2 separate regions of the Homo sapiens genome follow, and region 1 is linked to region 2. Evidence: read pairs that join two places in POLR2A ChIA-PET (ENCODE). Cell type or tissue: Caco-2. All regions are shown on one strand. Links, peaks and the distances in the headings refer to the core of each region. The heading gives the core; the rest is flanking DNA.

Region 1 (2,907 bases), core at 155-2,654, 120 kb after region 2:
AGAAAAAAAAGAAAAAGAAATGAATGGAAGGGAATAAGTAAAAGCATCATTTGTAGGTGACATGACTATGCATATAGAACATTCAAAAGAATCTAGAAACTTAGATTTTTAACAGGATAATTAAATATACTGGATATACAGCCAATGTACGAAACTCAATATACAAAAGTCAATTGTATTTCTATAAATAACAGAGTTTCATTTTATAGGACATCAAATGCCTAGGAATAAATTAAACAAAAAATATGCAAAGACCTCTACACAGAAAACTATAAAATATTGCTGGGAGAAATTAAAGAAGATAATGATAAATGAAGGGAGATACTATGTTCATGGAGGAGAAGACTCACTATTGTTAAGATGTGAATCTCCGCTGGGCACCATGGCTCACGCCTGTCATCCCAGCACTTTGGGAGGCCGAGGCGGCCGGATCACGAGGTCAGGAGATTTGAGACCATCCTGGCTAACACAGTGAAACCCGTCTCTATTAAAAATTCAAAAAAATTAGCCGGGCGTGGTGGCGGGCGCCTGTAGTCCCAGCTACTCGGGAGGCTGAGGCAGGAGAATGGCGTGAACCCGGGAGGCGGAGCTTGCAATGAGCTGAGATCGCACCACTGCACTCCAGCCTGGGCGACAGCAAGACTCTGTCTCAAAAAAAAAAAAAAAAAGATGTGACTCTCCTTAAGTTGATATATTGGGTCAGCACAATTCTGGTTAAGATCCCAGCAGAGGGGTGTGTGAGTGCCCGTGCGCGTGCGTGTGTGAGTAAACTGACTGCTAAATATATTTGGAGATGCAAAGGATCTAGGATAGGGATCTAAGGGCACCTGGGGATTTGTGTTAATCTGGTGTCGTAGGACACAGACACAGAAATAACTCATAAAGGGAAGAAGTTTGTTACACTCACCAATTTCCAGAATAGCAGGCCCACCAGCCCAGGCAGAGACACATGGGGAAGCACCAGGGTCAGTCAGGAGGCAGAGGGAGAGGGGGAAATGCAGGCCGGAGCCTTGTTTGGTTTCTGTGGGGAGGAACGGGCAAGGCAGGGTAAGCTGGTTTGGGATTGTGTGATTTGAATAATTTCAGCAGGCTCTGGGCATAGGAGCTGTGTCTAGTTGTATGGCCCAGGGGTGATTAGGGGAGGGGATACTGGCTGTAGTGTGAGAACCTATGGAGCAGGAGGAGGGAGTGTGAGCTCTGGACGGGGCGGGTGGGGGGAGTGTGAGCTCTGGACGGGGCGGGTGGAGGGAGTGTGAGCTCTGGATGGGGCGGGTGGAGGGAGTGTGAGCCCTGGATGGGCAGGTGGAGGGAGTGTGAGCTCTGGATGGGCGGGTGGAGGGAGTGTGAGCTCTGGATGGGCGGGTGGAGGGAGTGTGAGCCCTGGATGGGCAGGTGGAGGGAGTGTGAGCTTTGGATGGGCGGGTGGAGGGAGTGTGAGCTCTGGACGGGGCGGGTGGAGGGAGTGTGAGCTCTGGACGGGGCGGGTGGAGGGAGTGTGAGCTCTGGATGGGCGGGTGGAGGGAGTGTGAGCCCTGGATGGGCAGGTGGAGGGAGTGTGAGCCCTGGACGGGGCGGGTGGAGGGAGTGTGAGCTCTGGATGGGTTGGTTCACCTGTGAAAGGTGCACTCAAAGGTGATTCCGACTGCTATCTCTAGGAACTGGGAGGGGAAGTTCCTGCAGGGTCATGGAGACCCCAGATGTCAGGGCATCAGAAACCTGGAAATAAAAGCCAGGGTTCCTACACATGGCTAAGGTGATCTTGGAAAGGAAGGAGAAAGCTGGAGGACTGACAGATGCAGACATCAAGGCTTCTAGTGCTGCCGTCGTGGAGACGCTGTGGTGGTGATGCAGGGTAGACACGCCGCCAGGGCCCGTGAGGCACCAGAAAGCCCACTCTGCAACTCAATGTGGGACAGATGGTCTTTTCAAGATATGGTGCTGAGTGACTGGACATTGACATGGAGGAAAAAAGTGAATCGTGGCCAGGCGCGATGGCTCACACCTGTAATCCCAGCACTTTGGGAGGCCGAGGCGGGTGGATCACCTGAGGTCAGGAGTTCGAGACCAGCCTGGCCAACATGGCGAAACCGCGTCTCTACTGAAAATACAAAAATCAGCCTGGTGTAGCGATGAGTGCCTGTAATCCCAGCTACTCGAGAGGCTGAGGCAGGAGAATCACTTGAACCCAGAGGCGGAGGTTGCAGTGAGTTGAGATCGCACCACTGCACTCCAGCCTGGGTGACAGAGCAAGATTCTGTTCCCCTCCCCAAAAATAGGGAATCTTGACCCCTAGTTCTGACCAAGCACAAAAATTACTTTGAGAGGAATCATAAATCTTTGGAAAATTGGCAATATCTGCGGAAGCCAAGCAGGTGAACACCCTGTGGTCCAGAAGCCCCCCTTCCCCGCCAGGGCATGCCCAACAGAAATAATGAGAACTTAAGTCACCAAAAGACACATGTAAGAGCCATCAGATCTCCATTGTTCAATAGGCCCAAACTGGTATCTACAGGATGGACATGTGGCTTAGTGGTGTCATGGAGTACCACGCACCACAAACAACCACATCCTCCTCCAGGCAGCAGTGCGGGCCACATCTAGTGAAGAAAGCCCAACACGAGGGTAGGATCCCACGTATACGAAGCCCTAGGGCAATAAAACGTGTGGTGATTGAGGGCAGAGGGTGCTCTCTGGGGGTTACAACTAGGGGAGGGCCAGAGGCTTGTTCGAGGGTGCTGGGAACACGCAGTGCCTGTTTGGCGATGTGTGGTGTATGTAGATAAAGTTCATTGAGCTGTATACGTATTTGCACTTTACATAAGGCTTAAAACGTTTTTGAAAATAATCTGGACAGATCACAATTTCATCACATTCTAACACAGAGTTAAGTGACAGCCTAATACATTT
Region 2 (2,907 bases), core at 123-2,622:
CTGCATTTGTGCCTAAAGAGTGGGGATGGGGAAGCTGCACCTGCATTTGTGCCTAAAGAGTGGGGATGGGGAAGCTGCACCTGCATTTGTGCCCTAAGAGTGGGGATGGGGAAGCTGCACCTGCATTTGTGCCTAAAGAGTGGGGATGGGGAAGCTGCACCTGCATTTGTGCCTAAAGAGTGGGGATGGGGAAGCTGCACCTGCATTTGTGCCCTAAGAGTGGGGATGGGGAAGCTGCACCTGCATTTGTGCCCTAAGAGTGGGGATGGGGAAGCTGCACCTGCATTTGTGCCCTAAGAGTGGGGATGGGAAAGCTGCACCTGCATTTGTGCCCTAAGAGTGGGGATGGGAAAGCTGCACCTGCATTTGTGCCTAAAGAGTGGGGATGGGGAAGCTGCACCTGCATTTGTGCCCTAAGAGTGGGGATGGGGAAGCTGCACCTGCATTTGTGCCCTAAGAGTGGGGATGGGGAAGCTACACCTGCATTTGTGCCTAAAGAGTGGGCATGGGGAAGCTACACCTGCATTTGTGCCCTAAGAGTGGGGATGGGGAAACCGAAGTTGGAGAGAAAACAACCGCCTGTGCCCGGCCTTCAGAATGAGATGTGGGGTCCTGAGCGTGACCTGTGGGTGGGTAAGTACCACCCACACAAGGAGGATCGGAATGAGATGCGGGTCCTGAGCGTGACCTGTGGGTGGGTAAATGCCACCCACACAAGGAGGAGGGTCCTGAGGGTTCCTGGCCACTGACCACTGGCCACTGACACCCGGTGCCACTGTGATCAGTCCCTGCTGTGCCATAAACCACACTCAAGCCCCTGGGGGCCCCACAGCCCTCAGCATTGCTCGGGTGTGGAAATGAGGGGGTCACAAGGGAACCTCCTCTAGAAACAGGAACCTCCAAACTGGGATGGCCCTGGAAACAATGGGCATCACCTGCATAGCCTGAGGCCACCACCAGCGCCTCCCTGGCCTTCTCTTCCTACAGCAGGTCCCTGCCCAACAGCTGTGGCTCTGACCTCTCCCTTCCCCTTCTCAGTCCCATCCTGGGCCTCCAAGGTGGCGGCAGCAGCTGTGAGGCCCCCTTCCAAGGCTCACAGCGCTGCAGGCCTGTTCTGAGAGCGTCAAACACACAGGCACACACATTCCTCAGTGGACCAGAAGGCTGGGTTGTTATTACTCCATGACAGATGGGGAAGCTGAGCCCGGGAGGAAGGGGCAGGGGTCAGAGCCAGCATCTGCACCCAATAACTAGCTTCAGCTCTCCTTGAGAGCACCGGGCCGGGCAACCCCAGCCAGCACCCATTTGGGAGTTCCTAAGACCTTCTAGGAAGAGAGCCCTGGACAGACAGCGGTTTCGTCCCACTGCCAGTGAGCTGTCCCCTGGGCAGCACAGGGCATCTGGGGGACATCCTTGCACTCCCCCTCTCCTGAGTCTGTCTCTGGGGGCTGCCCCCACTCCCACTCAGGATGGACAAGTGATCCAGGCCTGGCCAGAGCACACCACCTCCAAGGCCGCAGCCATTAGTCCAGGGAGACCCATATGGGGCCACACTGTTGGGCTGCAGCAGTGGGGGCAGGGACTTCTCTGCCTGGTGAGTGCTCCCACCTCCCTGTTTGGTTGATGCTACCTTGAGTCGTGCTTTCTGTCACCTGCAACCAAAACAACTCCAAGTGAACCAGCTCATAACTGCAGGATCTATATGATGCCCCTCTCAGCACTGAGGTTTTTAGTTACCTCTGCCTATAAATAGAATGCAACAGGCAATTGTTTCACCACTCGCAGAACACAGCTGCTCTCGCATTCAGACATGACCCACTGAGAATGTGGCCGCATTGCAGCCTCATGGGGCCAGGCACCAGTGCTATCCTCCACCCACCGGCCACGTTCTCCTTCCCGTCCATCCTCCAGGGCGCCAATAGCTGAAAGGATCTACAAACACGTGGGTCAGGATGCAGGGAGCTTTTACTGCCTTCCCCTGCAGAGCTCTGGGCAGTGGAGGTACATCTACAGCCCATCTCCTGAAGCTGACTAGGAGAGGCACCAGCCAGGAAGAGCACGCGCCATGGCCACATCCTCAGGCCCCACCTCCCAAGCCGCATCCCTTCCGTCTGGGCCGTCCCGGCAGAAACCACCGCCCTCGGCCTCGGCCGTCCCGGCAGAAACCATCGCCCTCGGCCTGGGCCTTCCCACCAGAAACCATCGCCCTCGGCCTGGGCCGTCCCGGCAGAAACCATCGCCCTCGGCCTGGGCCTTCCCGGCAGAAACGCTTCCACTCTGGAACCGTCAGTTGACAGCTCTCGCCACAGAACTCAGGGGAATGGCCTCGGCCAGGTGATGCACTGGCCATATGCTTCCATGCTGAGCCACAGGTTTCTCCAGAGGGGTCGGGACGCTGAGTGTTGTAATAAGCTCTCTAAAACACTATTTATTTGAAATAGGATCCCGGCAGCTTTATGTCAGTTGGTTTTACAAAACAGCACTGAAGTCTCCTAAGACTATTTTCAGACTGAGTCTGCACTGTGCGTCCGCCTGATGCCCAAACTGCAAGGATGACCGTCACTGTCCCAACCTAGGAACCATCTGCTGCCCAGCAAAGTCACTGTTCAACAGCCCGAGACACAGCCCACCAGGGTCCCTAGAACACCCTGCTCAAGCCGGGTGCAGTGGGTCACGCCTGTCATCCCAGCACTTTGGGAGGCCGAGATGGGCGGATCACGAGGTCAGGAGATCGAAACCATCCTGGCTAACACCATGAAACCCTGTCTCTACTAAAAATACAAAAAATTAGCCGGGCGTGGTGGTGGGCGCCTGTAGTCCCAGCACTTTGGGAGGCTGAGGCAGGCGGATCACGAGGTCAGGAGATTGAGACCATCCTGGCTGACATGGTGAAATCCTGTCTCTACT

The links. Peaks named below come from ENCODE experiments on the same cell type or tissue, not always from the same donor. Only the 100,000 strongest peaks of a DNase experiment are listed, where the experiment ranks them.
Region 1: POLR2A ChIA-PET joins it to region 2 with 7 read pairs; 22 of 35 experiments call an interaction of 5 or more read pairs at or near these places.

What each region holds. Positions count from the first base shown.
Region 1 is chr20:63,756,496-63,759,402 of GRCh38, reverse strand. All of the region lies in intron 3 of ZBTB46 (zinc finger and BTB domain containing 46), which reads left to right. Among named protein-coding and RNA genes, the nearest start is that of ZBTB46-AS2, 14 kb to the right of the region's middle. In Caco-2, for the core only: no CTCF peak of the experiment used is centred there; a DNase peak (open chromatin) is centred at 1,406.
Region 2 is chr20:63,877,207-63,880,113 of GRCh38, reverse strand. The region is part of intron 4 of TPD52L2 (TPD52 like 2); the gene reads right to left. Among named protein-coding and RNA genes, the nearest start is that of TPD52L2, 13 kb to the right of the region's middle. RefSeq lists an enhancer at 1,776-1,945. In Caco-2, for the core only: no CTCF peak of the experiment used is centred there; no DNase peak of the experiment used is centred there.